Regions from separate parts of the Mus musculus genome. Here region 2 is linked to region 1. A link is a loop called in an ENCODE intact Hi-C map of the cell type or tissue named here. Cell type or tissue: heart. All regions are shown on one strand.

Evidence for each region. Peaks named below come from ENCODE experiments on the same cell type or tissue, not always from the same donor. Only the 100,000 strongest peaks of a DNase experiment are listed, where the experiment ranks them.
Region 2: a loop joins it to region 1, with 6 times the contacts of the local background. A loop is called at or near these places in 14 of 42 quality-filtered maps.

Annotation. Positions count from the first base shown.
Region 1 is chr14:73,323,658-73,328,657 of GRCm38, reverse strand. Rb1 (RB transcriptional corepressor 1) reads left to right here and starts at 2,836. Exons shown (of 27, transcript NM_009029.3): 1 at 2,836-3,135. The coding sequence starts at 3,017. In heart, no CTCF peak of the experiment used is centred here; DNase peaks (open chromatin) are centred at 2,797 and 3,707; H3K4me3 peaks cover 2,500 bases; H3K27ac peaks cover 2,221 bases.
Region 2 is chr14:73,380,711-73,385,710 of GRCm38, reverse strand. Itm2b (integral membrane protein 2B) reads left to right here and starts at 422. Exons shown (of 6, transcript NM_008410.3): 1 at 422-701. The coding sequence starts at 585. In heart, no CTCF peak of the experiment used is centred here; DNase peaks (open chromatin) are centred at 350, 2,800 and 3,960; H3K4me3 peaks cover 3,048 bases; H3K27ac peaks cover 1,700 bases.

The sequences.
Region 1 (5,000 bases):
TGCTAAGAGCTATGGCTACAAATAAGTGGGAGACTGAATTTATTTTTATTTTGCAGTACGTGAGACTGAATCTGGTGCCCACACACACTAGACAAGTATTCTGAGTTACATCCCAGCCTGGCACCATCTTTTTTTTTTTTTTTTAACTTTTTTTTATTTTGAGAGAGGATCTAATTGTGAACTCACTCTTGGACCCAAGCAGGCCTTGAATGTGGAATCCTTCTGTCTCAGCCTCCTACTAGATACATGAGAGACTACAGTTCTCAGTTAAGTCAGGAGAAACCCATAGGACTTCAATTCTTTGGAATAATTTCTGTGACTATTGTGAAATCTACTACTACTGCTGTTACTAATACATTACAGATGTGTGTCTTTTACTGACAAAGTGAGACAGGCTTTGTTTAAAAAAAAAAAACCTACTATAAAATCCAAAAGAAATGACAAAACTTTTACATCCTTAATTTAGCCGTGAGTTTTCAAAACCACGCTCAGTTAAAAAAAAAAAAAAAAAAAAGAAAAGGACTTTGAAAATAACAATGAATACTTATATTCTTACAGCTTTCTACTTATTCTGAGTAGCGAGGGTCAAACTCACCTTAAAGTTTCCCTGGCATATGACAAGAGCACAGCCATCCCACCCAACAGCCCCACACACGCTGCAGACCACCTGAAGACCTCGAGAGTCTGAGGAAGGAGGTGTCCAATAGCCAGGTGGCAAACTACCAGAAACACAAACACTTTAAATGCCTTTTCAAATTCCTTCCCTGCCTCCATTTCTCCTTCACCACCAAATCCCCTCCGCACACACCCCCTCTCCTGGGCTACATTCCCAGCGCTGCCCCATTTATTTATTTATTTTTTGAAACAGGTTTTTACATTCATGATCAAGAATTGAAAAAAAAAAACTCATTTGCAATCGTATTGATGAACTAGGTTCAAATAAAACAAGTCATATCTACACATGCAGAGCTAATGTAAGTCCCCAGCCTTTCCTTGGCTGTCCTGTGTTCTCATGTGGCCAATGCCTTATTAGATTCTAAGGCTGTAATGATGTCTCTCTCTGTCTCTGCCTCTGCCTCTCTCTCTTTGTCCCTGAGTATTGGAATCACTGTTCCTCACATGCTAGGTAAGCATTTTACTATTAAGTTATATCCCAGACTTTTCACTTTTTATTATAAAACAGAGTCTTACTAAGTTGCCCGGGTTGGAGTTCAACTCACTCTATAGCCAAAGCCTGTCTTAAACTTGGGATTTTCTTGCCTTAGGCTCTGAGCATTATGGGCCTGAGCTACCAGGTCAGGCTCAACTTTGATCTGTGTGTTGAAAGGGGCTTATGGGGGAAACATGTTACAATGACTTCTGACACAAATAGCTGACCATCAGCTGATTTGAGGTCAGTACCAGCAGAGATGACCGGTCACCAGCTCTGTTACGCGTCTGAGGACCCAAGTTCCTTTGCCATTCTGTCTCAAACTTAAGAGTAGCTTGCCACAAATACCAAGGTGGCATCAATTGGCCAAGTGTCACATTCTCTGATAATTATGAGGCAGGACTGTATCATTTCTGTATATTATTTGATCAGGCTCCCACAGTCTATCTTTTATCTTCACCAAACCTAGACTGTATGTAGCCTGAGCTCTTGCCTAAATCTGGGACAAAGTGAACTCAAGTGCTATTTTAATTCCATTCATTCTCCGTGGCTGCATCAGGGCCTGGGGCTCTACCTCCTGACAAACATTTGGTCTCTAGAAGGCTTCTGAAGTTAGGCAAGTCTGAAAATTGAAGGAGGCCCATGTATCCTTCACTCATCTGACATCAAGGCAGAAAATAAGCCCAGGCTTGCAACCTACCCAATTAAGTTCTCGATTCCTCAGTCCTTGCTCAGCTGTTCCAAGATAGTTTACACCAGAACAACAACTGTATTTTATTCACAGCACTTCAATTAGTGAGTTGTATGAATAAGGACTGACAAAGGGAGAAAATTATGTTGACTGACAGGTAAAACGTAACTAGAAAAGCTACCATTGCTGAGCCAGCTTTTGGTGGCGGTAGGTAGTTCTAGTATAAAGTATGCTCTTTTCCGGTGTCTGTGCGTCGGCGACATGGTCAGACAAATATTACTTGGGTTCGAGTCCTCTGCCAGGGACCTGCTATGTGACGCGGGCAAATTGGCTCCCCGAACTCCCCACTTCCAACCCGCAAAAGTGGAATGCCGACCTTCCCAGTTTGACCGGCTGTCTCGGAGAAACCATTATGAAAGGAGGCCGGATCGTGCGCATGAACACGGCCAACTGGTTTTCTGCTTTCGTCTCAAACGCGTTTGTAAGCGATTTTTCAAAGTCGGGTCCGCCTGGCAAACTGGTTTTCAAAAGCTACTTTCCCGCTAAGATCTGTCCCGCTCGGACCGCGCCTCCTGTTTCCCCATCAAAAGACTATAGTCTGTGCGTGCATCGCCCATCTTCCCTTGTCTCCAGAAGGCCACCAATGGCCCCACCCTGGACCGCCCACCCGGGCCGAGCCCACCTCCCACTGGCCCGGCACGTTTGTTTTTGTTTTGCCGGCCGCGCGGGCCGGGCGAGGGGCGCGCCCTGTCCAGCGTTCTCCCAGAGGCCGCGGCTCCTCGCAGCGGGCCGGCCCCGCCTCGGCTGGCGCCGCCCACGGGGACGACGCGGGCGGAGACAGGCCCGGGCAGGCGCGGCTTCCCCGCGGCTTCCCGCCCGCGCCCTCGCCCTCGCCCTCGCCCTTGCCCGCCGCCGCCGCCACCGCCGCCCCGGTTCCCCACTGACGCCCGCGGCCCGCGAGCCTCGCGGACGTGACGCCGCGGGCGGAAGTGACGTTTTCCCGCGGTTGGCCCGGGCGCTCGGTTGCCGGGCGCGTCCGGTTTTCCTCGGGGGACGTTCCCATTATTTTTGTAACGGGAGTCGGGTGAGGACGGGGCGTGCCCGGCGTGCGCGCGCGCCCGCCCGCCTCCCCGCGCGCCTCCCTCGGCTGCTCGCGCCGGCCCGCGCTGCGCGTCATGCCGCCCAAAGCCCCGCGCAGAGCCGCGGCCGCCGAGCCCCCGCCACCGCCGCCGCCGCCGCCTCGGGAGGACGACCCCGCGCAGGACAGCGGCCCCGAAGAGCTGCCCCTGGCCAGGTGAGGAGCGCGGCCGCCGCGGGCCGGAGAGAAGGGAAGGGAAGGGAGCGGGGACGCCGGGTGCATCCCGGCGGGGACGCCGGGCGGGCGCATCTCGGCGGGGCCGGGCTGGCGGTAGGAGCGGCGCCCCGGGTCTCCGGGGTCCCCTTGGTCCCCCATCTCTGCGGGGGTGGCGGCGGCGCGCTGACACGGTCCCGGGCTCGCGGGCGACGGGGAGGGCATCCCGAAGGGGTCTGGGCTGCGGCTTGACAGGTGTCGGGCGGGTGGGGCTCCTGCTCCCGAGCGAAGTGACAGGTGCAGGCTCTACTCCAGCGACGCCCAGGCGCGGAGCCGGCGGGTCCCGGAGAGCCCCGGTCAGATGCAAAAACAATTGAAATAAATATTTAAAAAAAGAAAAAAAAAACTCGACCGGTGTTTGTTTTCTTTCTTCCTCCCTTTTTTCTCCGTGGAGATCCGAAGCACCCCCGGGGTGGGTTGACTTTCTCTTTTGCAGTCGTCCTGCGATGCAACAGTTGGGAGCCTTGCCCTCTCTGAGCTTGCGCTGCATCGGCAGCTTGGTCCTGGGAGAGGCCAAGAAAAGCCTTGTAGGCAAAGCGCAGGGTCGTGGGTGTCAATTGCTCACGGGGTCCTCAGCTCCCGGGCTTTGTGGGGGTTTCTTTAGAACAATGCTTTGAGGCCCGGGGGGATTTAAAGCCATCTGTGGAGACTGATGGAGCAGAACTCTTAGAAGAACTGGTATGTGGGCAAAAGTTTCAGGAGACATTTAAATGCAAGGGCTTGGAAGTTTCTAAACTTTGTTCCCCTTTTTTTTCAGGGTAGAACTCTTCTTGCGTGCTGATTGGCCCGCAGCATGCTTCATTATTTCTTGCCTTTTGCCTTTGAGCATTCACGGATTCTGGTGCCTCCCCCTCCCTTTTTTCTTTTTTGGTCTTGTGTTTGGTACTGTGTTCTCTCAAAGAACTTTTCTCTCCATTTATTAAGTGGAATCTAAACTTAAGTTCATGTGGATCCAATAAGAACAACAGAGAGATATTTATTGTATTTCAACATTTTTTTTCTTGACTGTGCTACTGTGTGATTAAGTAACAGAAATTGAAACAATATGATTGTTGTTATTGTCAGCACTAGTTTTGAGAGTATAGATCCATTGTAGATGGGAGTTGTTTTTGTCTCTCACGGTCCTTCAATTTCTAGCCCATCATTAAGTTCTCGAGTTTTTGTTGTTGTTGTTGTTTTTGTTTTTTTGGGAGGGGGTGTTTTTGTTGTTTTTAATTACTCTGACTCTGTAACCCAGGCTTGCCTTAAGCTCTCTGTTTTACTGCCTCTGCCTCCCAAGTTCTGGGATTGTAGCCCTGATGGGCTATCAAGCTCCTTTCTTCTCATTGAGCATCAATCAAGGCTCTTTGTGAGACCCAGACTCTTAACAGAGTTCAGGTCAAATCCTAAGAGACTGAAATAATTTTGGAAATTGCTTGTCTAAGTCTATTAAAATTCATATTAGATGGATTTTCTTATGGACCAAATAAAAATCATGTTCTTAAAAAATAAATACAGAATAAAAACTGTTCCAGGGGAAGAGTTTGCTTTTGTTTCTAATTAAACTCTGATGTATCCAGTGTGTGGAAGCTTCACTTTAGAAAGAGCAGTAACATGTATTCTAAAAGATTCCATGCCATCTATGGACTTATTACTGATTATTGTAGAGTAACTGTACACATTGAAGTTCTGGTCATTGCCTGTGGGAAAGACAGACCCAGTTTCTTTCTCTTTTATGTACTTTTAACTTTGGAGAATTCTCAAAAAGTTCTCCTTTAAATTAAACTTTACAAGACATAGTCTCATCTTGGTTACTCATTGCCACTAAG
Region 2 (5,000 bases), 57 kb before region 1:
AGTCGCTTACTAATAAATGATTAAACGGAGCTTTTGGGTTTGTTTGTTTGTTTTTCTCACACAAAAATTCCATGGCCTTTGGGCTCACAATCAAAGAGAATTTGGTGCTACCAGAAGTTAACTTATCCTACGTAGCCAACCGACAGAGTTCACCCCATTTTCTTATCAACTTGCAACACTGGGCCCCTGAGGAGAACTAGTTGGAAGCAAATTCAGAACCGGAAAATCCAGGCAGCCCAGAGGGGCAACAAGTCCTAGCTCAACCAGGCGCGCCCTCCACAAAGCCTGGCCAGATTCCCGCTGAGTCCTGGGTGGGGGTGGGGGGAACCAGGGAGGGTCTGGCGTGAAGCCAGGCCCCGCCCCGCTCAAGGCCCCGCCCCTCCGGGCCCCCGCCCTGCGCCCGCGCCCCAGCTGCGAGGCCGGAAACCGCGCTGCACTGAGCCGCTGCTGCTGTCGCGCAGTCCGCTCCTCCGCTGCAGAGTCGTGCCCTGAGCTCGGCCGACAAGGCTGCCTTCGCAGCCGGGATCCTGCCAGCCGCGACCCCAGCCTTCGCCGTCGCCGCCTAGGGCGCCCCAGGCCGCACCATGGTGAAGGTGACGTTCAACTCGGCGCTGGCCCAGAAGGAGGCCAAGAAGGACGAGCCCAAGAGCAGCGAGGAGGCGCTCATCGTCCCTCCGGATGCCGTGGCGGTGGATTGCAAGGTCCTGGCTGGGGTCGCGGGCGGGGTCCCGGCGGCGGGGACGGTTTCCCGGACGGTCCTCCGCTCCCGGGTACCGTGGTGTGTGTGTGTGCAGCGAGCGGGGCGGGGTCCTGGCCCTGGCGACCCCCGAGGGGACAGTTGCACAGGTGTACGAGGTCCCGCGGCTTTGCACTTGGCTTGGTAGCCCGGGAACCTGCAGCGACAGGCACCGCCACCACCGAGTTTGGCACTTTTTTTCCAGTATAAATACTGTGCCTAAAATGGCTGACATCATAACAAGCCTAAACCTCTGTTGTTTCCTACTTTCGTTTCTAGGCTGAACAGCACTTGGACTAAGTCCAGCAACTGTAAGCATCTTCATTTTTTAAAAGCCCTTTTCTTTTACAAACTCCCTTGCCTACAAATGGCCTTCGGTGTTGGCAGGTGAACACCTTGGGGTCTGGAGAGAGAAGACAACAGTATACTGGGAGTAGTTTCTGGCTGGTGATTTTATTATTGTAACAAATATTCCAGGTGAAAGTAATTGCTATTGTGGCTGTTCCCATGTAACCCAACAGTTGACTTTTATCAGCCTCTTTGTGGGTACTTCTGAATAAGTGAAACTGGAACCAAAACATAGGAATTTGCTCCCATCCCTACAAAATAGGTAACCTTTGTGTTACCACATCCCCGGTTAGCACTGAGTGATGCTGTCACTGGATTCAATTTTTAAAAGTGATGTACAGTAATATTCTTTTAAATATAAATATAATTTTTGCCTAAGTTTTCTTTTTGCCTTTTTAGGGCTTCTGACATTTGATACCTATGAATACTAACAGCGGGTGCTGCTTCGTTTTTCACTAACACTTTTTAATACCTATTGTCACTTGGGTAATTTTAGTTTTGACTTAAAATCAGTCGTTTGTGTCCATGGTACAAGTAGTAAGGAGAGTTTTTGTTTTTGTTTGTTTGTTTTTTAATGATCTAATGAAAATTACTGTAAAGAAACAGGCCACTAATACCCTATAAAATTTTTGGATATATAATAGCAGTCTGGGCTGTTTGGACATGTTTTCTGGAAACGTTCCAGCTAAAAGCAAACATCATGTTGATTTTTTTAAATGACTGTCTTCCCCTGAGATGAGAGAGCTGATTCCCTAAAAGGATTAAGGGTTCTGGTTTTAGTATTGTTTTCCTGAACCTAGTACAAACACTCTTGGTCTTGAAAACATGTTTAGAATTCACAGGTAAAAATTGTCATAGCAAATTATCATATCTCTTTTGTCCGGATGCACATTTTAATCTAGAATAGACCCATAGTCAAGCACCCAATCACAACAACTCTATATCTTGTTTGTGGAGACACCTTGAGTCTCCTCAAGCCCAGATAGGCCTTGAACTCTGCCCTTCCTTCATTTTCCTCCCCAAGTACTGGGATTACAGGTGTGCACAGCCATGCCCAGCTTCAAATATACATTCTCACTGATATTATATAGGTATATGGTCTTTAAATTCTAAAACTATAACTCCTCCCACGCTAAGCAAGCATCAATGATGTCATTTCTCTGTTTTTTATTCCAGGGTTGTAAAGGTTTCAAACTCTCAGACAAACGTCAGAATTCACTTTGCAGGGGAGCTTTGAATCAGTCTTGCCATTTATGAAGTAGCAGTCTTATTTTTGAGCTCTTAAGGATTTTTCATATGCTCACCATAATTTAATTTTTATTTCACAGTAACTGTCTATAGCTGTACACTTTGCTTTTATTTCTTAATTTCTCTGATTTCTCTATCCAAAGGAAGATACTTCAATTAAGCAGTGAGGGCTTGTGTTCTTCTATAGCCACACAGAAGTCACAGCTAAATTGGTTTGGTTAATACAGAGAGAGGGAGAGAGAGAATGAATTCTTTTTCCAGCTATAAGCTGGAAGCCTTTTCTCAGTGGGGACAGTATCTCTACAATGGGAGTAGGTGGAATAAAGGAAAAGCCTGCTTGCCTAGCGAGAGAACTGATCTCATCCCAGAGCTGCGGAGTGATTACATAATGTTCTGATGTTCCTTTGGGCTGCACTGTGTGGCAACCACCTTGTCCGACCGCCCGGGCTGGGAACAGAATTAGCCTTAATGTGTTCTGCCTGGGGCATTTCCTCTGGTCAAGAGGACCAAGCTGGTTTGAGAACTTGGAAAGAAAGCCCTTTAGCACTTTTACACAGCAGCCACGGACCTGTTTGTACAGCCTGTGCTTGAGGAGTGCCCCGTGGGTATCTGTAAGAATTCTGCTGTCTCCTGTCAGGGGCTTATGTAACATACGTACACAGGGCCATTTACACCGCTGTCTTCTGCTGCTGTCTCCCACCCTGCATGAGACCCTTCTGGAAGCAGCCCCACAGCTCCGTTACGGTTTCCAACTACTCTGTGCCTTAGCTGTCTGTTCCAGCAGCTATTTCTTTTGATTACATTATCCCAGCTAGTTTGCATTATTTTTTTTTTTCCGTCCACATTTTTCAGTTGACAGTCTTATCTTCTCAGACCCATCCTGATTGACACTCGGCCTTTAGGGGGACAGCTGTAGCAAAGAATCATAATATCGTGATCTGTGTGACAAAAGTCAGTTTGAAGTGATAAGGATATACTATGGTATAGACAGCAGTCCTTGATTTTTGTATTCAGAGCTTTCTTTGAACCTTTCGGAAAGTATGTGTGCAAATACTGCAATAGAAGCCCTAAGTATGTCCAATATAACTGCTTGGCTTTATTTTACCTTAAATTATTTTTTTGGGGGGGGTCAAGATTCAAGGGTCGAACCAGATGGTCTACAAGGACTCTATCAGTTTAAAAATTATATGAAGATGCTAGGATTATATAAATTACAGTTTTACAACAATTAAAGTTGTTTGGGCTTTTGAGACAAGGTCTCTCATAGCCCAGGCTGGTCTTGAACTTGCAACGAAGCTGATGATGGCCTTGAACTCCAGATCCTCTGGTCTTCCTGAGTGCTAAGATTATAGTCCACCACACCCAGCTAACAATTCTATTGTTTTAATTGTGGGGGAAAAAAAAAACCCAAGTCCTCCCCTTCTCAAGCAGACAGCTTCCTTTCTTTTTTTCTGTGTTTAATCCCTCCTTTGAGTCCTACATGGAGTCAGAGGCCAAAGAAAAGGGAAGCAAGTGGAAGGGAGGATTATATAATCCAGCCAGTGTTGAGTTTTGCTTACCTCACTGTGGAGCAGGGAATAAGCAACAACCCGTGCTGCAGTCTCTGCTTGTGACCCCTTCCTTATGTGTGTGACCTTGCAGAGCAGAGGAAACAGGCAGCGTGGGCACTGGGTGACAAACACATTCTGCATCGTCACAGGATGGCTCTGTGCATCCCAGTTTGTGCTTTCTGCTTTTTCAATATTTCCATAGTTAGGACTGACTGGTTTGATCATTTTGACTTCGGTTTGTAATGGTGTTTTTTGCAGCCTTAGGGGGTTAGAGGAAGGACATAAAATGCATGACTAGACAGTGAGACATGTTGATCTCTACTGGGGGACTGGGAGCTTGGCTCTTTTTCATCAGAGTGCATCTCATTGCCTATTAACGTAATTTATGTTTATAGACACTGGCTGTAAACGTTTATTATAGAGTAGACTTGGCTATCCTAGAATTCAGTGTAGACCAGGCTAGCCTGGAAAGTGCAGTAATCCTCCTGCCTTCTGCCTCTTGGTGCTGGGACAGGCATGTGCCACCATGCCTGGCTGGAGCCAGAAAAACTTTCACATTCGTTAGATCTTGACCTCTGTAGAGGATATGGATGTCTGAAGTGAGGTTTTATTCTGGGAGACAGATAAGTACTTCTGCATATCTCTGGTGGGACACTCTGTTTTTTGAGGGTGGGTAACGTTGCATATTGTCATTGTCATTGGTTGGAGGACAAGTTAGCTGCCAGGATGACAGTTCCCAGGCGGGTAAGGCCAGTTATTGCCCTTAGCATATTCATAAACCTCTAAGAACTCAGGGAGTTCAACTCGACCACCTAAGAGTTCTATGTGGATAGCAGTATATATGTATTTTTTTAAATCAGAAACACTAAAACTCATTTATGATAAAGGTATGTTTAATGCACCCAGTAGTCAACGTACCAAGTGGTGACGTGTGTCAGTGCCCAGAGAAGAATATAGGAAACAGTCTTTTGAGACATTTTGGTTTCATCAAACCATAACCCAAACACTTGAAGTGACTTCAGAAAACTGCGTTCTTCCTCAGGAATGAGATGCCCTCCGAATTCATGTTTTGCCTGCAGCCGCTTGGATCTCATTGTATGACATCGTGTTAATAAAGA